Regions from separate parts of the Mus musculus genome. Here all the other regions are linked to region 2. A link is a loop called in an ENCODE intact Hi-C map of the cell type or tissue named here. Cell type or tissue: left cerebral cortex. All regions are shown on one strand. Region 1 holds the start of Pde8b (phosphodiesterase 8B). Region 2 has its middle 37 kb from the start of Zbed3. Region 3 holds the start of Wdr41 (WD repeat domain 41).

Region 1 (8,000 bases), 66 kb before region 2:
GCTGTTGTTTTGTTTTGCTTTTGTTTTTTTTTTTTTTTTGAGACATGTTTTCTCTGTGTAGCTATAACTATCCTGAAACTCACTTCGTAGACTAGGTTGACCTCAAACTCAGAGAACCCCCTGCCTCTGCCTTCCAAGTCCTGGGATTAAAGGTGTGCACCACCACTGCACAGCTCTGATTTTAAATCTTATTTGAAAGTTTAAAAAGAAGAATAACCTAGATGCCTTTAAAAACTAATATAACTACAGTGCAAATCAAGGGAAAAATTAAAATAGGATCCCTTGGGCTGCCTCACATACAAGACACTATAAGTTCAGTTCTCAGCACTGGCTCTAATTTGTGTGTCATGAGGGGGAAGGAACTGCGTAAAAATACACAATGGCAGAAAGTAAACCCAGGTCCAACAAATATCAATTATAGCACTTGCCTGAGCTTAGTAAACGCTATGCTTCATTTTGAGATAAAAGAATAATGAAGGTAATAGCAAGAACACCAAGAATGAGGATATGACCATGTAGTTGTTCTGTCTGACATTCAATGGGAGTCCAGAGGGCCCTGGTCCTCCATGGCAGAGGCAGCTGAGGGAAGTGTGATGGGAAGACCAACCATCAAGGTCCATGCAAGCCCAAGATGGTCCTGTAGGGAACTGAATCTCAAGAAACCTGAGTGGGCTACATGCTCCAGCTCTCTTCCCACTTACATTTTGGAGACAACTGTGAGGATTCCAACTTTGACACCAGAAAATGAAGAGAGAGCTGTGTCCACAGCCACAGGACAGTATAGTCTGCTTTAGGTGGCCGCACATAAGTTATCTGAGCCACGGGACAACTTCACTCATTTAAAGGATGGGCTCTCCAAGTGTGGCCCCCAGATCGTCAACAAGACATCTCCTAAAAGCTCACTGAAACTGCAAGTTCCCAGTTTCCTCTCAAGTCCTATGAAATCAGACACTCGAGGGGTGGGGCCCAGACCCACTGTATGCTTTAACAAGCTGGCCAGGTGATTCTTGTTTGAGAGTCAAGACTTAGAAAAACAAGAACTCCTATAAAAAGTAGCTCTAATCCTCCCCCCCCCCCCCCGACCAAATAAAACTCATTATTTACTGTGTGATCACATAAATATTTCTCTTCCTTTTATGTACAGTCAGCTAGCATTATCCTCAATGGCTCTAGCATGGCATGGAACAATTCTATGGAAGTCATCAACAACTGGTTTAAGCCCCTTTGGAAGAGATCTACCCTCCTGTGTAGGCTTGGCTCACTAAACATTATGGATCTTTCCCAAATCCCCAGCATCTACAGGAGAGGTTGGCATAAATATCAGTGGAAGGAATATGTGAGCATGGTGAAGTGGGTAGACAAGGAGAGGTATTGGCCCTCAGCACAGAGTCATCTGGCTGGTCACCCCTGGATGACACCACCTACATCCACAATCAGCTCACCTATGTCGAGTGTAGCATCAATAAAGACGACTAGGACTGGCTCTCAGTCCTGGATGCTCCAAGTAGCAACAGCTGGTACCAGAAAAGATTGGTAAGAATTCCTAGTTCCTGCCCAAGGGAAGTTCAGTTGTCTCCTCTGAGGATTTCTGAACAAGAATTACAGAACTGCCATGCATCAGGAATGAGCATCCTGTAGGAGTCTCCCGTTAGAGTACTATTTTAGAAAAGCAAGCAAAAGAGAGATGAATTGCTAGGAAGTTGAATTTTTACAGCAACTGGGAGACAAACTCCTTACCAGAAATGGAAACTCATGTGATATCATTTCACTGCATATGAATTATTAATGTTTATAATCTTTTTTTGCCAATTAGGTATTCAAGAAGGTTCCTGTTGACATCATGTTTGACATCATAATGCTTCATCATTCTAAAAGCTTAATGAAATAAATTATTGCTAGAAAAAGACAGAGATCAAACACACTTTTTTTGCACTCAGGGGAATACGAGAAGCCAACTGGATAATGAAGATATTGTTTACCATTGATGTACAAAAAGGAATGAAAAAGAAACATTAAAAAAACCCCAGTGCTGTAAATGGGACCAAATGGGCAAGACTTTCTTTTCCTACCCAAGCACTCAGAAAGAGAAGAGGAGCCGCACACCTGACAACTATCACGCACTCAGGGAAAAGGAATTCTTATTCTAAAAAGCAAAAGAAATTTTTTTTTTTTTACACACTTATCACATCCATGTAAGAGAACAGAAGATGTGAACTCTACAATTGAAACCAACCGTAGAACACTGAGTGGGAAGGTAATGGGATACTATTAAGTATTTGGGGGGGGGGTAATTGTGTGATAATACATTCTATAGTGTTTATATAAATATACATGATCTAATTTCAGTGTATAATCTCTGAGGTTTATGTCATGCATATTCATGTGGAATCACTGAAATATCACTCTCCCTTCCAACATTCCTAGTAATGACTTGGAATAAATTAAGCTCTTATTTGGAAATCTTGTTGATAAAGTGACTTAAATTCCTCCCCAGGTCAAGCCTTTTAACACTTAAGCCAAGTAGCACGAGATTTGTTCAAGTTTATAGTAACTGCTAATAATCGGCACCCATTTTCTCCACCAGTTTTTTACTCCATTTGGTTTCTAAGTAGCCTCTTGAGGAAAGCATTAAGACGAAGAAAAATAGACTCATTCATTATTTTTTTTTCGTTCACTAAACAAACACCCAGTAGCTGGGGTTGCCAGGTATTAAAAAATGAGTTCCTTGCTCCTATGAAAGGAAAAAATACATAAGTTTCTCTCGAGCAACCGAAATGAAATACCGCAAGCTCATGAGCAGCCACTATTCTTGACTATGCTTTAGGCCTTCAAATCCCCTTTCAAAACCTCACGTTAAAAATGTTGCTAAATATAGCCTTCTTAGCACCTTGAAATTTCTTCTAATGGTAACTTTATGTTGCTGCTGGCAGGGGACCCAGAAAGCAGCAAACAAAAGCAAATTTTGTGCCCACCACAGCCCTCTGTAACAAATATTTAATTGAATCCAGGTCTCTACTCTTCAGATACACTGTTAATATTCAAAAGTAAGAAAATAAACTTATTCCTGATACATAGTAGGTATGTATTAAATGGTATTTTATGTTAATGGTGATCACAATTATTGCTAGAAAAAGTCACAGCCATTAGTAAACACTGGTTAAGTTGTATGTAGCAAAATGAGATTCCATTTTACAAAAATGAAGTTCATGGAAAGGCAGCCCACTATCCCTACTGTTCCTCCAGTGTGTCTGCACTTCGTTCAGGGAAGACCCAGAGCTTCCTCACACTGGGCCAACTGTTGAATGTATTTTTACTACCAGACATACAATTGTGTCTTTGTCAAGGAATCATGGAATGGTCCCTGGTAATCTACTGACTACATAAGAGCTGTGTGTATCTAACATTAAGAGCTTAAAGACGTATTTTTCCTCTGCACAATGAGATGTGCTATTGCTCTTGGGTTTGCTATAAAGCAATTAATCTGACACAGTGAAATCCTCTCGGATGTAATCGTACTTTGAAAACATATCTTGGAATAGATTTTCATCAGGAACTATTTAGAGACTGTTTTAACCATCCATTTCACATCCTCACAATCCCACCACCCACACCCACCCCGGAAGACATGTATGCAGAAGCACCATCCTGAGGCAGCTGCCCTGAACTGCTGGCGTTCCAAACTCTGGCTGGGTTCTCTCAATAATGTCCAGGATACAGTCATCCCAGAGAAACACTATAGTAACAGGTTCCACTTGGCTCTCCCCTAGTCCCTTTCTATAGCTCTTCAAACGTAAGCAGCCTAGTTCATTCACAAATCCCTGCACTGGGCCACTGTGCAGAGAACTCCATCCAGCCTAGCTGATTTACAGGTAAAAATCTAAACCTGAGGCGCTCTAGCATCCTGGTGCTGAGGCTGCACTGCATACAGACCTAGCTCAGCGCTCAGGTTGCATTCAGAGGAACTCGCATGCTCTTGGTGATGCATACCCATCCCTCCAGCTGCATCCATTGGGCCACAGCTGCCCTCCCTCAGCAAGAAACAGGCGCCCCAACTGCTTTCCGCTGAGCTGCACTCTGCACCTGTCCCCACCTCAGGACCAGCTTAGGTTTGTTTCCCTGCATCCTCCAGGATCTTTTTCATCTCCAATTCCTTGGGCCCTCACCACCAGCAAAAAAAAAAAAAAAAAAAAAAAAAAAAAAAAAAAACCGAAAAGTAAACTCCGCCTTAGCAACACCCTCCCCCAATCGATCGTCCAACTCCCGCACGAGCCCCCCACTTAAGGCAGACCCGACGGATAACCCCCCAACAGCCAGGATTTACCTTGACGCTGGTGTAGCTAGTCTGGGTCTCGGCCTCGGCGCTGCTGCAGCAGTGGCGCCTCCGGCCCCGGCAGGTGGTCGTGGCGGGGCCCGAGGACCCCGTGCTGCTGCCGCTGCCCAGTTCAGCCCGGGATCTGCGGACTCGGACAGCGCCCGGGGGTCCCGCCGCGCGACTCGGGGGCATGGCGTCGGCGGCGTCGGTCTGCACGAAGAGGCCGTGCAGGGGCGCCGTGGGGCCCTGCGACACGCTGCTGGTCTGGCGGGGCGAGTTGGACTCATCCGAGTCCCGGCAGTAGATCACACCGCTCTGCGAGACATGGATGCTGGGGGCGCAGCCCATCCCTCAGCCGGGCTCCCCCGCGCGCGCCCGCCCGCGCCCCCGGGCCACCCGGACTCGGAGCTCCCACGGCCACCTGCAGTGAGGGGGCGGGCGTGGTGACGGTGGTGCCCAGACTGCGCGCCCCCCAGTCTGGGTGGCCACCGCTCTGTCGGGCTCGCCTCCGTGCCCCCTGGCGAGCGTCCGGGGGCAGCGCGCGTCACCCCAACTTTCCCTCCCGGGCCATCTTCCTCCCGGAGCGGCAGAGCGCGCACACACGGCCCGCGCGCCCCAGCGGCCGCCACCCTCCCCGCCGCAGCGCCCCAAACGCGCGCCCCGCGCCTCCGCCCTCTGCTCCGCCCGCGCCTCGGCCCGCGCCGCCCAGCTCCCCACACTCCGGCCAGGGCGCCCGCCCGCCGGCCGGCTCAGTCTTCCCACTTTCAGTCCTTGCACGTCCCCTCCCAGTGTCGGTCCTCCTCTGGGTCCCCAAGGGCCACCCCACTGCACTCTTCTCCCTGCCGCGCAGTGCCTGGCAGCACGCCTAGGTGCCCTCCGGTTCTTGGCTGTCCAGAGGCCTTGTCCCTTGGGGAGCTCCTTATCCACAGGGCCCCCTACTGCTCTAGCCCCTCTCCCCCTAGTCTGCACTAGCCCTGCTCCAGGCCAAGAATAGCTGGGTAGACCTTCGGGGTAAGTATCTTCTCAAAAACAGAATGCCCTATCCAAACAGCAAGAAGCACATAGCTCAGGCCCACCAAGCCCATTGACTTGGTTGTCAACACACTTGAGGAGTTAAGAGACCCAATTCTTGCATAGCTCACCAGCACCCACCTTCCCCCACATACTAATTCTAGAATTCAGCTGGGTGGTGGCCCAACCTTTGGAAAAAAAACCCATTCCCTGTCTGCAAATCCTTCAGAAGTGCATGCCAAGAGATGGGCTATCCCACAGGGGAATACAATCCTTATTTCCGTGGAAGATCCAAGCTGTCTGCATGTGGTTTTCTGTTCACTTGTCTGTTGCAGTCATTTTGTTTGCTGGTTTGGTTTGGTTTTTCTCCCCCCAACCCCCAAATCTTAAGTTCTTCTCTGGGTGTCACTAACCCAGCCTCCCACTTTTCTTCTTCCTCCTGGGGACCTCCCTCAGCCCCCTCAGTGAAGGCCACACTGCTAGAGAAGCAATTCTGCTGTGTGACATAAGGTGGAAATCCATGTCCCAGGTCCCCAGGCACCACTTGCCTACTTAAGGTCTCCTTCAGTAATTTCTGCCACAACCACAGTGGCCCAAGGGAGAAAGTGAGATGGTCCGAATAAGGGCTTCACTTAGAGTTCTACAAGGATAAATTTCAACGCAAAATACAAAGTATCCAGTTCAAAACTATGTCATTAGTCTCCTCCTCTCCCCACCCCACCCTCATCCCATCAACTCAGAGTTGTCAGAGGAAGATGTCTGATGATGTCTTCTGACTGCCAAATCAAAACATGAGAGACATCTCTCCACTTCTGACATCCACTCTGGGGATGAGAGTTTACATCTATAGTTCTAAGAATTGGGAGGCTGAGGCCAGTCTGATCTTCATGAGTTCTAGGCCAGCTTGGCCTACCGGGTACGATTCCCATCTCTGAACAGAAACACCACCATATTTCAAGTTCAGCTAGAGAGAAGGGAACAGAATGGAGCTTATTCTACTTTTGTTTGATCCCAGGTTAGCTGTAACTTTCTTCTTCACTTTAATGACACAAAAGAGTTCATCTTCAGTTAATCTTCAGTAATTTCTGCCACACCCACAGTGACCCAAGGGAGAAAGTGAGATGGTGATCAGGTGTTCCTACCAACTGTGTCAGTGATCTTGGATGAGGCAGACCTCATTAGCTAAGGCACTCCCCGACTTACTACTTATGGAAGGGCATGCCCAGCAGTGGAGGTGTAACTCAGAGCCCTTCTTCCTTCACATGACTGCTTCCCCACAGTACCCTTGCATGTTGGTTGGCCCTCATACAGTTAAGAATGCCACCATTACCCAGGAACGATCATTTACTTAAACCTATGTCTGATGGCTACTCTCTGCCTTCCTTCCAGTGAATCACTAAGGGATAAGCTAAATTACAAGAAAGTCCCCCTCCCCCAAATCTCCATCTCAGCTCCAGGTGCACAAATGTAATCATTCACACCCATTTCAGGCATCATCTGTCAGGAAACTAAGTGTCACATAATTCTCATGCCACAGCCATGTTCAGGGCATCCTCAAGGAATCACTCGATGGAGCCCCTCATGGAAGAAAAAAGTCCCGGGGACTGCTTCAGAAGACAAGACTATGATAAAAACACAAATTACACTCTCTCTTCTGGTGGGGAGATTAGGAGATGAATCATGCTGCAGACATCCAGAAACAAATTTAGGTTGAACTTATACATTTTTAAAAATGAGTAAGCCCCGGGGGTATGACCTTAATGTAGCTAGTGAGTGACCAGACAGAGTTAGCAGGTTAATAGAACATTTCATGTTGGTTGAATGTGACTTCTCCTTTGGATAGGAGACAGAGGGAAAAGTAATCTAGATATCCATTTTTACAATCCATTTTCAAAGCAACCACAACTTCCACCTCCAAGTCTGGCTAGGTAAAAGAAAAGAAAATATCTGTCCCTATAATTTCCAAGTGTTCTCAGTGGGAACGTGTGACTTGCCCCCATGACAAGGACGTATCTGAGCTAATCACTGAAACTTACAGGAGTGTATAGATGGAGAAGAAATGGGAGTCTGAAGTCATTTCCCCAGCTAAGTTCTGAGCCCTGAGTGTTGGCCTCATGAAGAACTGACTTCCTCGCAAGGACACCAGTGCCACCCAGGGTAACAGCAGTCTCCTTACACACAGACACTGCAGTGCTTCTTTAGGCCCAAGTTGTAAAATAAGGTCAGGAAACCCGACATTCAAAAAAGAAATTAATTAAAGTGAGAAAATTTTAGCAAAAATGTCCCAGAAGCAAATGGAAAGAAAGCTAACTGAATTTAAAAAAAAAAAAAAAAAACTTAAAAAGAAACAAAAAACTTATCTAATGTCCAAGGTCAACAGAGTGGCTTCTATGTTTTATAATGATATTAAATAAGCACTTACTGCAAAATTATGACCCAGAGCACTGCAGGATCTTGAAGAATTAAGGTCCATTCCAAATCTAAAATGAGATGAATCTCCCAGAATTCCTCTCAAGGTAGCAGAAAATGTGATTAATACATTTTGAATCCTTTTTAACCACAAAGGTTAAAATAGCCAAAGCCACCTGATTGATCTTTAGATAACCAAACATTTAATCAACTGATCAGCCTTACAGAACTTCGGGGTTCAAACAGTGTTCCTCCTGGGGGCCAGATG
Region 2 (8,000 bases):
ATCTGTGATGGATTGTATTGGTTGGGTTGGTTGGTGGAATACCCAGCCCACCGTGGGTAGCACCATTCCCTTGGCTTGGGTCCTCAGCTGTATAAGAGTGAAGAAGATGAGATAAGTTGCATGCATGCATGTATGCACTTCGTCCTCTTTCTGCTTTTGACTGTGAATATGAGTGGCTGTCAGGACATTCTTCCTTGACTGTCCCACAGTGATGGGCTATAACTTAGAATTTTAGCTAAATAAACCCTTTCTCTATTAAAGCAGACTGATCAAAGAAACTGCAAACAAAACTAATACCATACTGGATTCATCATTTTAGTTAATACTCATTTCTGGTCAGTTGGGTCTCTTTGTAGGACAGATGGACATCTGGACTGTTAGTTACTATGCCCCAGATTCTCTTTTAGACTGACTCCCAAGGCCAGGCAGGTCAGTGTGCTTAGGTCCATCATGGAAAACCCCACTTCTGTGTCAGACCCTTACTAATAGGGCCAAAAGCAGAACAAGCTAACCTAAGCTTCAATGCATCTTTGCACAGTTCTGGACTGGATTCCTTGAGTGTTAGTCCACTGTTTGCATCCCTTCTCACATCACCTGTATGCTTCACTTTTTGCTGAGGTCACCTCTGATCCCAAGCTCCTGTGGCTTAGAACATTCAATTCCTGCATGATGTCAGTCTGAGAACCTCATTTCCCTGTTGTCTGTTGGAAGTTGCCATAGGCCTTTCACTGGGTAGCACTTTTCACATCACGGTTAACAACATGGTAGATGCTCCTACAAGCCCAGTCAACAAGGACACCCTGGAAAGATGGGGCCAGGCCTTATGTAATCACACACAGGCAGCCATACTTGTCCCAAGCCAAACTTGACTTGTAAGAAGCCAGTCATGAGTCCCCTCCACACACAAGAGGAAGAAAGCATTCAGGGGTGAAACCAGAGAATGAAGATACCAGGGTTCTCGGTAGAAGTCCATCACAGCTTATCCTCTGGCCACCATTGACCTGTATCCTTCCTGCCTTCAGAAAATATTCCCTCTCTCCTAAGGAATTCAAGAATCTCACAGCATGCACAACCTGTTCGGCTGAGTTCACAACAACATCATACGAACAAGGTCCAGCTGTGGATGAGGCCCCTTGGATGTACTTCCTCAGTCTAATAAAACTAAAGACAAGTCATGTGTCTCCTAACTCCATGAAGGAACAATTTCAGTTAAACAGATATAGAAATGCCCATTTTAAAGAGAGAATGAAAAGAGAGTTGCTAGCCATTGTGGTGGGACATGTCTGTAATGCTGGCCCACAGGAAGACTGCAAGTTCTAGACCATCCTGGGTTACACTGTAAGACCTTGTCTAACAATGGAAATAGATTTTTAAAAAATTGCCAATCTTAAAGCCTGCAACATAATGGCTTCTTCCAGAATTCCATGGTAGATTATAAGGATGTAATAATTTCAGAGCATAAACCTCCAGGCTAGGTTGGTTACACCCTCTGGATCTTCCTTTTTTATAACTTTAAAAAAATAATTATTTAATATATGAGTATTCTGTAGCTATCTTCAGACAACACCAGAAGAGGTCACCAGATCCTATTACAGATGGTTGTGAGTCGCCATGTGGTTGCTGGGAATTGAACTCAGGACCTCTGGAAGAGTAGTCAGTGCTCTTAACCACTGAGCCATTTCTCCAGGCCATGGATTGTCCTGTTTTAAGGAATCTGCTTCCACTGGTACATTTTTGAGAACTACCTTATCGCTTTGTGCCCATTCCATCCATTTCAGTTTGATGATGTTTTTGCAGAAATGATTTTCTCAAATATGTTGTGGGTTTCCCACAAATTTCCTTTCACATAAAAGCTGTGACCACTGCTCATTTTGAGTTGAACCTTTATCTACCTAGATTCCTGCTGAGAGGTTGAAGCCAGCTCCATTAAGCTTCCAAATGACATCATCACTGGACAGGATCTGTGAGCTTTATCCCTGGTGTCTTGGGAGGGGCTTGCATATGCCTAAACTCCCTGCAGTATTAACAAAATTTGTACAATGTCCATTGGGGTGTTTTTCCCACTCTGGGCCAGAATTCATATGCATTAAATGCTCCAATGTAATTTTTTTTAAAAAAGTTTTTTCTCTTTTAATTTGGTTGGTTTGAGACAGGGTCTCTCTCTACATAGACTTGGCTGTCCTGGAATTTACTATGTAGACCAGACTGGCCTAGAACTCACAGAGCTCTCCTTGCCTCTGCCTTCAGAGTGCTGGGAGTAAAAGTGTGCACCACCATGCCTGACTTTATTGTTAATTTTAACTGTGTGTGCATTTGTGTGCATGAGTTACGTACCCACAGGGGCTCCGGAAGAGGTCAGATTCCTGGGGCTTGAATAGAGGATGCTGTAAGCCAAGGGAAGCAGATACCAGGACCCCAGCTCTCATCCCCTGTAAAGGTCGCGCCCGCTCTGAGCCGTGGAGTCATCTGTCCAGCCTCCAGCATAAGTTCCCAATGTTACATCCTTCCTTCTGAGGATTTTCAAAATCATGAAGTTCTGCTGCCTTTCATTGCTTGTCAGCTTCTCCCTGCCACTCCTGTCCTCCAGCATTTTACTGTGAGCACTGAGAAGAAAGCAGGTGGCACTTTCAATATTTTACTCTGGTGTCATCTCAACTGCACAGCCATACCCACCACCGCTTACCTCATGTGAGTGGTGTCCTCGAGATTCACTTGTGCCTTTCTGCCTTTAGGACAGTTATAGCATTTGAGTATATATATATATATATATATATATATATATATATATATATATATATATATATATATATACACATGTATATATCCACACATGTAAAGGAATGTATAAAGTCGTGCTTAAATGCTTGGAATTTTTTATATTTGCTGAATTCACGTTTTCTTTTTCTTTCTTTCTTTCTTTCTTTCTTTCTTTCTTTTTTTTTTTTTTTTTTTTTTTTTTTTTTTTTGGTTATTTTAGTACCTGAACTTTTTAGAAGAGCCCTGTTAAATGTATAAATGGAAGTTTAAATAGATGGTAAACAACAGTGACTGCCTGTCATGTACAGAGGCCTCTAGGAAGCTGATGAATTTAATAAGCTCTTTTCATTCCGGCAAGGTTTACAAGGAAGATAGGGCAAGCCACAGAACTGTGGAGACCAAAGCAGGGCTAGTAACCATTGCAAGTTCCCTGAGAGGATGCTGGCCCTGCAATGCTGCTGCCCTGAGTCCCTCTAGTGGCTTAGACTGCAAGGCGCACCTCTCTGAATACTTTGGCGGAGCAATCACTTCCCATGAAGTTAGACCGGAGCCAAGTGTGGTGGCGAACGCCTCTGATCCCCGTATCTGGGAGAGGCTAAGGCATGAGGATTAGAAGTTGAAGGACAGTTTAGGCTTCAGGCTGAATTACTATCTCAAAAAAAAAAAAAAAAAAAAATAGAAGTATTATCTGATCAACAAGATGAAAAGCAAAACCTCAGAAATTCTTCCTGCAGTACTTTTTAAAAATTTAATCTCTGCACAAATATTCTGTATGTCACCAGACACCGCAATCCTTTTGATGATCTTTAATGATTGCCAATTGCCTCCTTCTAGCATGACCTTCTGTCCCTGCAACCTGGGCTCCTTGCCCCCACACTTGCCCTCTGGCACTGCTGGGCACGGTTCTAATCACCATTCTAATCTCTTCTCTACCTGACAGCCTTGAAAATATTTGCAAATGGCTTCTCACCTGCCCCCTCACCTCCCAGGCAACACACAGTTCCTTCAACTAATCTCAGCCACTAGGTTCTTCTCTCTGTCTTGGTTGTTCCTTTCTGGGTTGTCCACACTCCTCTGAAGACATGCTGTCTATCAAAGACCTGCCCCCAACACCAGAGATGTGACCCGGTTATATCAAGTGTCACCGAGCAGTTACAACGATCTTGCCAGCTGCCCTACCTCCAGACCCCATTCTCTGAGCAGCATTGTCACAGATGGACTGAAAGCTGAGACTGCCCTTATGTGGCTAGGCCACACTTCAATCAACTTCACAGAAGCCGTACTTTGTCCTCTTTGTCACAAGCCTAGAAACGCTTCGCATTTTTGGATCAGGCTCATGAGTTTACAGATATAAAAGAATACAAACAACTGTAAGTAGACGGCCAGGTCTGCATGAACTAGACATGCAAACAATCAAAGAGATCAAAAGGAGTCTTGGGAATGAACTGGCTCCCTGGTGCCTCTTGGGTACTTGGAGTAGGTCTCTGACCTCTGGGTTGGCAGATGACCAGCCTCAATCCCTTCCTCCTCACTTTAAACTCACTGCCTTCGATACTGCCCTCTGTGGACACAGGAGAGAGACTCGGTGTCAATAACGTAGCATCCCTTGATAGTGTGAAGACTGATATTCAGTCTACGCACATCTCTCTCCTCTGAGCTAATGGAGACTTCTCCCTGAAGGGCTGTTTTTCAAAACCTTTCATCACTCACTTCGTCTCCCCTGACTCCACTCCAATCTCACCATAGCATCCTGCACTTATGGGCCCCAAGTCTGAGCAGTATGCTCTAATGACCTATATTGGCTATAGATTAAAAGAGTTATCTCTGTGAAAATATTTCCTTTATAATACAGCTTGCCGTAACTAAGATTTACATGCCTAAAGACTCCTTGGAGTATAACTAACGGGTAGCATTTAAAACTTTCTTTGTAGATCATCTGGTTTGATATCCGGGCCCATTGTCTCACAGCACCAATGTTGTGTCTGACACTGGGTCTCCCAGCCTGCCATCAAGAGACGACCACAGGGCAATAATGGTATCGGCTGGGTTTGGAGAGTAAGAATCCTTTTGTCTTGGGAAGAAAAAAATAAACTATGGGGGGTGAGATGGCTTGGTGGATCAAAGGCTTGACACCAAACCCGACGACTTAAGTTCAACCCTTTGGACCCACATAGCAGAAAGGACTGACAGTTCGTGTTGTTCTCTGGCTCCAACATATGCACTATGGTATGTGCACACACAGGATAAATGAAATGTATTTGTAAAACAAACAAACAAAAAGACTAGGAATTGCTCTCAGCAGGGATATTCTTTTTTTTTTTTAATGACCTTTACATTTTTTATTTTCCTTTTATGTGTATATATGTGTATGTGTGTGTGTGTGTGTGTGTGTGTGTGTGTGTGTTGTCCCTGCACATATGTCTGTGTATGATGTACATGCCTGATGCACTAGAAGGCCAGAAGAGAACATCAAGTCCCCTAAGACTAGAGTTACAGGTAGTTCTAGGAGCCAGCCACCATGTAAGTGCTGAGAATCAAAGCCAGATCCTCTGGAAGAAGCCAGGACTCCATTACATGGAATATCTCTCTCTCTCTCTCTCTCTCTCTCTCTCTCTCTCTCTCTCTCTCTCTCTCTCTCACACACACACACACACACACACACACACACACACACACACACACACACACACATACACACACACACACACACACACACACACATCTTTATCTGGCCTTCATCATCTTCTTTGGATCTTTATCCCAGTATCTGACCTTTCTATAATCCTATTGCCGCTCCCCTACATACCCCAGGATGCTGTTTTCTTCCAGCCATCCTATAGACTCAGTACATCTTAGAACCTATCTCACAGAACCCAAGCCTCTACCTCCTATTGAAGCCAACTTCAGATGAGTGTTTGAGATATCTCACTGAGCCAATTGCCTTAATGAATTCTTAGTGATGCCTTTGCTTTAAATAGGTGCTTAGTCATCTAAAAGGTTGCCATCAGGATGGGGAGATGGTTCAGTTGATAAAGTCCTTGCCTTGAAGGGTATGAGAAACTGAGTTTGATCCTCAGAGCCCATGTAGAAATGCCAGGCAGGGTTCTGTGAGCTTGCAATCCCAGGGCTGGGATGTGAAGGAAGATCCCTGGGACTCACTACCAGTCAGTCTCACATAAGTGATGCTCTCCAAGCCAGAGATCCTGTCTCAAAAGAGGCAGATGGCATCCTTGAAGATGATCCCTGACTATGTCTTCTAGCCATCTCATGTGTACCTGCACATAAATGAACATGCACATGCTGTCATTAGAGGACATCAGAAGGTCACAAAGATGAACAAAATGGACTCCACAAGAGAGGATTCTTGGGAAACATGGACACCACTCTGGTGGACTCACTGTGCTTGATCCACAGCGGCGGGGAAACAAAAGGAGAGAAAACAGAGAGATTCCATTTGGGAATCTCTGCTGACTGACACCTGCTTTCCAGAGGCTCCCACATTCCTCCATTTATGAGTCATAGATTATACACTTGCTTGTCAGTAGTTCCAATGTGCTTAAAACTGTCCCTATTTGGGGCTGGCTGGCTAAGTGGGTAAAGGTACCTGCTGCCAACCCTGGCGGCCTGAGTTTAATTCCCAGGATTTACAGGATTCACATGACAGGAGACAATGGATCCTACAGTTGTCTTCTGATCTCCTCACTAATGCTGTGGGACACACAGACACACAAGACACACAGACATAGCCAGATACACACACACACACAAAGAGAGAGAGAGAGAATAATACTTTTTAATGTGAAACTACCTTTACTTTGATAAACTGCTAAATAAAAGCAGCCACACACCCCTTTCTTTATATATTCACATAAAACTCTAGAAAAAGCAAATTCATCCACATCAATAAAAGCAGATTAGTAATTATCCAAGGTCAAAAGAGGAGTGTGAGGTGTGATACCAAGAGACCTTGAATGTAATAAAGGTTTTGTGAGTGATTGCATGTGGCAGGCTGCAGAAGTGTCCAGCAAGGCACATGTTAAAGGCTTAGTCCACAGCCCCTTGTGACACTGCGCGGTGTTTGAACCATGGAGAGGTAGGGCCTACTAGGTGGTCTTCTGGTCATATGGAAGTGTTCCCGGGAAGAAGGTCTCAGAAGCCAGACCTTTCTCCTCACTCTCTTTTGCCTCTTAGCCTCAGTAACGTGAACAGTTTCTTCACTCTGCACCCTAGTTGTGGTATACTGCATTGGCACAGGCCCACACTGTAGGAAACTGACCACAGACTGACCCTACGAACCGTGAGCCAAAATTCAACTTGCCGTCTTCTTTAATTGTTTGCCTCTGTTAATTTGGTATAGTAATAGAAAGAGAGCACAATACGCCTGCCGAAGCTCGCCACGGTGCACGTTTTAAATATTTACCATTTATTCTTCAGCTGAAGGTTGAACTGACAGATGCTAAGAGTTTGTCATATTTGCCTTGAGTGTTGGATTGGTAGGATATTACATGCCGTGAGAGCAGAATTTCCTCTGAAAGACAGTCAGGAAGATATGCCAAGCCCAGCTGAGGGCACCAGCAGAAGAACTCAGGGGCAAAATAAAGACACAGCCGACAGCAACTCAGGACAAGCCAGTCCTCACCGTGGGACATCCCAGCTTTAAAGAAACTCTTACTAAAAACTCCCAACTATACCAGAAAAGCACTGGAGAGCCAAACCACGAAATGAACTGAAAATTCATTGAAAAGTAATGCCTCAGGAAGAAAAGAAACATATAGGTGACTACAAAATAAAACTGCTGAAAATGATCTGTAAGAACAAACAGGAATAGAAAATGAGACAAAATGACAGCTTATGAAGACGGCAGCCCCCCCCCCCCAGCCACTTGGGAGGCTGAGGTAGAAAGATTGCTTGACTCCAGGAGTTCAAGACCAGGGTGAGTAACATAGTGAGACCACTCATCCGAAACAAAGACAAAAAGAGAAAAGAGCAAAATCATTTTCATAGCAAAAATTTACAGACACTATCTCTCTATACCCTCTGTGTCTGTCTGTGTCTGTGCCTGTGTCTGTGCCTGTGTCTATATCTACTTACTTAATGGAAATGAGTAACAGTTTAAGATACCCAGTAACAGGAGGATGCCCACAGGAACTACAGAAGGGATGTGTAGAAAAGCATAAGGAAGCAATACAACAGAATCATTTTAAGAATTCTCATGTCAGAAATTCTACGCCAGGCATAGTGGC
Region 3 (8,000 bases), 310 kb before region 2:
CATTCTTATGCTGGTTTGCTTGTTGATCTACAGGTCCCTTACATTCTATGAACTCTCTTTCCTTTTCTTCATTCTTCACATCAAATCAGTTTAATCAATCCTAGCTCCTACTAGTTTGTGTTCAGTCTGCTCAACTCCACTCTTGAATTCTTGCGGTGATTTCTTTCCATTTATTTTTCTGCTCCAGAATTTCCTTTGATTTCTTCTTAACATTTTCAGCTGTGTTCCTAAGTGCCACAGTAAGCACCTGTCTGCCCCACAGGAGCATTCTAGTGTTCTCTCATTCTATCATGTGTCACTGGTGTATGTGTTTCTGATGTGTACATGTGTGCACATGTATGTATAAATACAACCTCAGGTATTGTTCTTCAGGCTCCATCTACCTTGACTTTTGTTGTTGTTGTTGTTGTTGTCTTGTTTGTTTGCTTGCTTGTTTTTACCAGGGTCTCTTACATACTTGGAACTTGCAACATAGGCAGAATCAAGGAGTCCCTGGCATTGGTCTGCCTTTGGCTCCCCAGGTACGGGGATCCCAATACATGCCACTGCACTTGCCCCCCCCCAACATAAGTTCTGGGAATCACACCAAAGTCTCAAGGCTTGCAGAGCAAACCCTTTCCTGGCAGAGCTGTCTACTCAGCCAGATTTGTTCCTGTAATAGTCTGCACCTTCCTGTTTCTTTACATGCTTCTGAGTTTTAGTTTTGGTTGAAACTGGACATCTGAATTTTATGTTAGCTCATTTGGAAATCACTGCTGAAGTTTGTCTCTATTCCTGGGACGAACCTGAGGGAAAAGCTTAAGGCTTTCTTGGGTCTTTTCTGAGTCTGTACTTTCCTTGGGGATATGTGGTAAACTTTCCCTAAATTCCCTCATGTGTATGGTTGCCTTGATATATCCGAGTCCCTAAATATCTGCCTCTTCAGTGGGAAGAACGGGAAATAGAGAAAGATACTGCTGCTGCTTCCAATGGAAGCCTCAGTGGCTGGCCTCTGCTGGGGCCACTTTTCTCCTGGAAGACAAGAGCTTTAAACAGACTGTGGAATTCCTAATAGCGCCTTCCGAATGTCTCCGCTGTCATAATTGTTCCCTAGGTAGAGGGGTGAGTTCCTGGTGAGTCCTACTCCTCTGACTTCCCAGACATCACGGAGCAAATCTTTTATAGAGTTCCTTCCCCATGAAGGAGGGAGCATTCATCCTCTTCAATGTTCTCGAGGGCAGGCAGAATGTCCTGAGATTTGACTCATGTGGAAGTGGACAGGCCCTTGGAGAAACTGCAACATCAGGATACTTCAGCTGTGTAGACAACCATGCTGCCTCGTTTGAAGGTATTCCTAGAACTGAAACGCTGATGTTTGGGACTTCCTTTTACTGAATGCAAGACTTCTTTTCCCCCCGGGGGCTATGCTCACTTTCTTCTGTCCTTTTCATTGCACTGGGTTGTTGGGTATACAACCTTCCCTTGATGCACATAGTATATGATTGCCAATCCTAATTGTCATCTTGACTGGATTTACAACGACATAAGAGAGACAGGTATTCTTCTAGGCACATCTTTGAGAATGTTTCTAGAGAGAAATAACTGCGGAGCGAAATCTGCCTTCCCTCTGGGTATATCACCATCCGTGGGCCGGGACCTGTGCTGGATGATGGGGAACAGGAGAGAGGCAGCAGCTGGGTGCTGCTTCCTGGCCTGCTTTGCTGAAGCTGCTGTGCTCTACTGTGCCCTCCCTCCCCACCGTGATGGACTGACACCTTTGAAACCATGAGCTCAACAGGCTTTCCCTCCCCTTAGGTTGTTTCTTTGGGTCACAGAGATGCAGAAAGCAACAGAGTTTGGGAGTGTTCTCTTGCACAGTGCACTCAGAATGAATATGAATGGTCACATCAGCTCCCAGAGTCCTGGCAACTTGAACGCACACACATCAAGTATCTCCTGAGTAGAACACGTAGCCCAGTCTCATTTTTGCCTGAGCCTTTTCTGCTTTGTCCCTAGAAGGCAGTACTTTTTGTGATTCTTTATTGCATCTTACTTGGTATGTCCATATCCTATATATTGATTCACTGGATGGGACATCCCTGCAGGTAGCCTCCTTTGAGCCTAATAAATACATATACAAGCACACGTGAGAACTTTTACAAATACATTTGTAATTTACAATGTTAGAACAGTAATTCTCAGGTCTTGCTACTCCAATGAACGCACTCCAAACTTTGATTTCTTTTTTTTTTTAATTAGGTATTTATTTCATTTACATTTCCAATGCTATCCCAAAAGTCCCCCACATGCTCCCCCATCCACTCCCCCACCCACCCACTCCCACTTCTTGGCCCTGGCCTTCCCCTGTACTGAGACAGATAAAGTTTGCACGACCAATGGGCCTCTCTTTCCACTGATGGCCGACTAGGCCATCTTCTGCTACATATGCAGCTAGAGACAGGAGCTCTGGGGGGTACTGGGTAGTTCATATTGTTGATCAACCTATAGGGTTGCAGATCCCTTTAGCTCCTTGGTTACTTTCTCTAGCTCCTCCATTGGGGGCCCTGTGCTCCATCCAATAGCTGACCCTGAGCATCCACTTCTGTGTTTGCTAGGCCCTGGCATAGTCACACAAGAGACAGCTCTATCTGGGTCCTTTCAGCAAAATCTTGCTAGTGTATGAAATGGTGTCAGCGTTTGGAGGCTGATTTTGGGATGGATCCCTGGATATGGCAGTCTCTAGATGGTCCATCCTTTCGTCTCAGCTCCAAACTGTGTCTCTGTAACTCCTTCCATGGGTATTTTGTTCCCAATTCTAAGAAGGGGCAAAGTGTCCACACTTTGGTCTTCATTGTTCTTGAGTTTCATGTGTTTTGCAAATTGTAACTTATATCTTGGGTATTCTAAGTTTCTAGGCTAAGATCCACTTATCAGTGAGTACATATCATTTGAGTTCTTTTGTGATTGAGTTACTTCACTCAGGATAATGCCCTCCAGATCCATCCATTTGCCTAGGAATTTCATAAATTCATTCTTTTTAATAGCTGAGTAGTACTCCATTGTGTAAATGTACCACATTTTTTGTATCCATTCCTCTGTTGAGGGGCATCTGGGTTCTTTCCAGCTTCTGGCTATTATAAATAAGGCTGCTATGAACATAGTGGAGCATGTATCTTTCTTACTAGTTGGAACATCTTCTGGATATATGGCCAGGAGAGGTACTGTGGGATCCTCCGATAGTACCATGTCCAATTTTCTGAGGAACTGCCAGACTGATTTCCAGAGTGGTTGTACAAGCTTGCAATCCCACCAACAATGGAGGAGTGTTCCTCTTTCTCCACATCCTCACCAGCATCTGCTGTCACCTGATCTTAGCCATTCTGACTGTTGAGAGGTGGAATCTCAGGGTTGTTTTGATTTGCATTTCCCTGATGATTAAGGATGTTGAACATTTTTTTCAGGTGCTTCTCAGCCATTCGGTATTCCTCAGATGAGAATTCTTTGTTTAGCTTTGAGCCCCATTTTTAATGGGGTTATTTGATTTTCTGGAGTCTACCTTCTTGGGTTTTTTATATATATATTGGATATTAGTCCCCTCAAACTTTGATTTCTATGTGCCAACTAGAGATTGCTTTTCCTAGTCTACATTTTCAAAAGTGTCCAGGTAATTTTTGATACGAAGCCAGGTTGTATAACCAGTCGTGTAACTATTAAGAAAATTTAGAGGCTGACATAGAATGTTTGGAGCTAGAAATGTCGCTCCATGTTTCAGCAGCACAGCCAGGGAACGGATTCCTTCGCTTTATACTTCCTGCTTTGGAAGACAGTCCAGGCAATGTGTAAGAACCGGTTTTGAAGTTTACCGAGCAAGTCTTAATTCCATCATGGCCACCTGCTGGCTTTTATCTTTAGACACATTACTTAATCTTTAAGCGGGTCAGTTTCTTGGTCTGTAAAAAGGGAGGCGTTAGGGTTTGGTACAGTCCTTATTCTGTGGCACACAATGTTGGCTGCTTGGTGTACAAGAACGCCACTAGATTCGTCCAGGAGCAGAAGTCTACTGCAGGCACACCCTCTCCATCTGGCTGTTGGGAAACCAGGAGACTTGCTAGTGTGTTTAAGGGGCGCCGTAGCTACACAGGATTTAGACAAGCGCTGGTCCTGCGGCGACATGGCCGCAGCGCACGCCCACTAGGGGGCGCCCGAGCGACCTGAGCTCTTGCGCCAACCGCGCGGCGCCCACGCGCGTGCTCACTGGGGACGCGGAACCTCCGCCTCCGCCGTCGCGGCCTTCAGTGCGGGCGCCCCAACGAGACTTCTGTTTTCCCGCTGCCTCGCCCCAGGCTCACTCGGCCGCAGCCCCAGCACCTGCGCCGCGGCGGCCCTCGCTCCGTGGGCCGCGGACGCCCCGGCCCGATGCTGCGCTGGCTGATCGGAGGAGGCCGCGAGCCGCAGGGCCTAGCCGAGGTAATGCGCGGGGGCCCGGGGGCGGGGCCGGGGCGGGGCCTGCGGCGAGCGCCGGAAGCGGCTGCTCAGGGCCACCTGGCCTCTGCTAAGAAACTGGGACTTAACTACAAACCAGCAGGAGTGACTGCCACTCTTGATTTATTTGAACCGATAAGTCTTCTCAGCCGGGACTCGAATTTGCTTAAGGAACGTAAATTTAACTAGTTGCTTTCCGAGAAGCTAAGTGAGAAAATGATTTCTGTTTATTTAGTACATGTATGGTCTCATCGTCACATTGAAAAAATAATTTTGTCACCTTAAAAATGTTGACATCTGAAATTTACTTCATGTGCCACACAACAATTTGTGTTACACTTCCTTCCTTATAGGAAGCATTTTACAGTTTGGATTATTGCAAACTTGGCAGTTTTAACTTCCTCATAGCTTTGACATTGACACGTGATTTTTTTAAATCACTTATTTTATATAATTTGAAGTCCTTAGGGTTATGGAAGAATTGTGGATTATTGAATGGACACATAACATATATTTGACTATTTGCTTATTTAGTGAATACACTATTTTATTCAGTTCTGTCATACCTGGTAAAACTCTCACATAATTGAGTGACAGCTAGAAAAGAGACCAGATAAATGCAAAACCATCACCATGGGATAGCATGCTGGATCTTACGTTTTCTTTTCCACACAAAAGTACTTCAATTGTGTAACTGCCTTGAATATGTACACTATAAGAGCTGGTGATTTTTCCTAATGAATGAGAGAACATTACTTATGAATTACAGTCAGCCTTCCAGTCTAAGTGATTCTCAGTCCTGGGGTAATCTTGTCCCCAGAGGATAGTACAGTGTCTACTGTTGGCCATGGGTAGGTGTGATGGGGGCACTGTGTATAGAAGAAGGATGCTGCTGTCTATCCTAACACCCAGGAGAGGTCTCAGGAACAGAAACTTAACGTAGTCCAAACTCGCTTGTCAGACTTAAGAAACCTTGGTTAAGAACAAAGCTTCTTATGGTGAAATTGTACTGAATTTGCCTCCAGAAAGGGGGCCAATTGAGACTTCCCCTGTAGAGTTAAGTTACGAGGTGTGTGTCGTTAGCACAGGCTGCTGTGCTGCCTTCTGGAGGACTCTGCATGCAGGACCTGTCCCCCAGTCTTGTCGCCCAGAGGACACATGAGTCTGCTTTCACTACTACATTTAATCATTAAAGCAGACATCTGAGTGCTTGCAGTGGGCTGCGTTTGTCTGTATTTGATTCATTTAGTCTGCAGCTTTGTTTCTAACAAAGCGTGTGTGTGTGTGTGTTTATGTGTGTTTATGCGTGTGTTTCTGTGTGGGAGTGCACATGTTGAATGTTTGAGTGTATGCATCTGTGTTTGCATATGTCTGTCTGAAAGCATTGTGTTTGCATGTGTGTAAGTATGCGTGTATGTGTGAGAGAGTATGTGAATGTGTGTGAGAGAGAATGTACATGATAGCTTGTAGGGGTCAGTTCCTTTCCTTCCATCATGAGGGTCCCCGGGACGGAGCTCAGGTCATCAGACTTAGTGACAAGTGCCTTTACCTGCTGAGCTAGCTCCTTGGTCCTAACAAACTTTGATTGAGAAACAACAGTTGAGTTGATTGGCCCAGTAGTTTTAAAGTCGGGTTTATTGAGACTCAACAAAATAAAGTTTACTCTTTACAAGTTTATTGTGGTTTGAAAACACCAAAGGTTTTGATAAGAGAAATACTTCCATGTAGAACTGGTATGTATTAGCATTAGAACATAATATCTTGTGGCTTCTAAAAGCTTTTGTTCTTGCATGGATACTGTGCAGTTAAAATCATTTTATGCTTATGTTTTGTGTTTTGTGGGTTTTTTTTTTTTTCATTACAAGAAAGCTGCTTTGCAGACAATAGGAGAGGACCAAGGTCAGAACCCCTATACTGAACTGCTGGTACTGGAGGCTCATCGCGACATTGTCCGCTTCCTGGTGAGGCTCGATGACTTCAGGTAAGAGGCTTACTCTGCCCAGTGGTCAATGCTGACAAAGACGATTTAGAGCATTTTATGTTTAAAACAACTTCAAACTTAAATTATCTTTTGTAAAAACTTTCAGAATCCTGAAATATAACCAACTGAAAATTGTAGCATTTAATATTCAGTTGGAATGGACTTTGAACCCTGATGGTAACATGTTTAAATCCTTTGAAATCCATGTCACCTTGTCAGAGTCTGGTTGTCTTGACAATTACATTTGTTTGCTTTTTTTTTTCTTTGATGTTTTGGAAAAAATTGTCATGAGGTTTTAGAAATATTCTTACTACCTTAGAAGAAGCAAATGACTTTAAGATTGAGTTGTAGCTGTCAAATCTGAGAATCAAATATGTATGGAGTTTAATTTAATATTAGATACCCGCTAGAATATGCTGTTTTGAGTAGAAAGTAAAGTAAGGCTTTAATCTGAATTTCTGTCGTTGATATACCTCTTTAAAGCTTACATATTATTCTCCGGTACCTGGCTAGCATGTGTGCGAGCAGGGACAAAGGTGGTGAGGTCTGAGGGCACTTAGCTTATCCCTAGGCAGATTAGCTGCTGTCACAGCACTGATGGTGTGACTTCCTAATCTGACCTCAAAGGCCCTGAGTGGGGGCTTTGTTCTTACTATTTTATTAGCATTACTCCCAGTACTTAGCACAGTGACTTAACACGGGGCCTGTGTCGGCAGGTGGTTGTCACATGGTGCACAGGAGCTGTAGCCCCCCCCTGAGGTGGCTCTGCAGTCCCTGCCAGTTCCTCGCTTGACTGTGCTGCATTTTTTTTTTCCCCCCCGAGCTCATGAGTGACTACAGCTGTGATGACCTTTAAGTTTCCTGCTCTTGATGTCTGTTGGCTGGGGCGTTCTTGTTTATTATGTATAGTTTATTTCTGACCCACGTGCAGCTAGGACATATTTCCAAGATAAACAGAGTTCTTCACAGCATCCCCCTCACTTCAAACACTGCTGTTACTAAGGAAATGTCAGGGGTTCAGAGGTACCCTTTTTCTAGGAACTTAGGATCAAGACCAATAAAATACTTACCCACCATGTCTCCACTTGTTACTAGCCAGATTACACTGTTTTCTCATTGTGCTGGAAGACAACCGAGTCACAGCATGTATGTGTAACCCTTATAAGCTTCAGGCCTTTGGTTAACATTTGTTCTCACTAAATCCTTAAAAGTTTAATATTTATCTTTTTAAATGACCGTTTCAGTGGGACGTAGCATTTCTGCAAAGGTAGGTATTCTAGGTAACATAAGGTTTCATGTGTCATATTTAATCCTAGTATGTTGCTGGGTGAGGTGAGATTGGGGGCAGGGTGGTGGTCTGGGTAAGGGAAGATTGGGGACAGCATGGTGGTCTGGGTGAGGGGAGATTGGGGGCAGGGTGGCAGCCTGGGTGAGGTGAGGTGGCCCCTTCCCCCCTCCACCCCCACAGTGCTCTCACCATGATGTGCAGTTGTGATACCATGGGACAAATCCCAGAGCTTGACACTTGGATGTCTCTGCTTGTGTCATGTTTGCTGCT

The links. Hi-C counts contacts between places; a loop is a spot of excess contacts. Peaks named below come from ENCODE experiments on the same cell type or tissue, not always from the same donor. Only the 100,000 strongest peaks of a DNase experiment are listed, where the experiment ranks them.
Region 1: it touches region 2 in a loop (4-fold over the local background); 2 of 42 quality-filtered maps call a loop at or near these places.
Region 3: it touches region 2 in a loop (9-fold over the local background); 3 of 42 quality-filtered maps call a loop at or near these places.

Annotation. Positions count from the first base shown.
Region 1 is chr13:95,218,154-95,226,153 of GRCm38, forward strand. It overlaps Pde8b (phosphodiesterase 8B), which reads right to left and starts at 4,939. Exons shown (of 22, transcript NM_001374003.1): 1 at 4,322-4,939. The coding sequence starts at 4,660. In left cerebral cortex, no CTCF peak of the experiment used is centred here; DNase peaks (open chromatin) are centred at 1,591, 3,316, 3,737, 3,927 and 3 more places; H3K4me3 peaks cover 3,552 bases; H3K27ac peaks cover 2,909 bases.
Region 2 is chr13:95,283,967-95,291,966 of GRCm38, forward strand. No RefSeq gene overlaps it. Among named protein-coding and RNA genes, the nearest start is that of Zbed3, 37 kb to the right of the region's middle. In left cerebral cortex, a CTCF peak has its summit at 3,238 (motif pointing left); DNase peaks (open chromatin) are centred at 3,227 and 6,243.
Region 3 is chr13:94,972,144-94,980,143 of GRCm38, forward strand. Wdr41 (WD repeat domain 41) reads left to right here and starts at 4,201. Exons shown (of 14, transcript NM_172590.3): 1 at 4,201-4,446; 2 at 6,327-6,442. The coding sequence starts at 4,396. It overlaps Gm41024 (a long non-coding RNA gene), which reads left to right and starts at 6,454. Exons shown (of 2, transcript XR_873814.1): 1 at 6,454-8,000. In left cerebral cortex, a CTCF peak has its summit at 4,171 (motif pointing right); DNase peaks (open chromatin) are centred at 4,161 and 4,487; H3K4me3 peaks cover 1,580 bases; H3K27ac peaks cover 1,220 bases.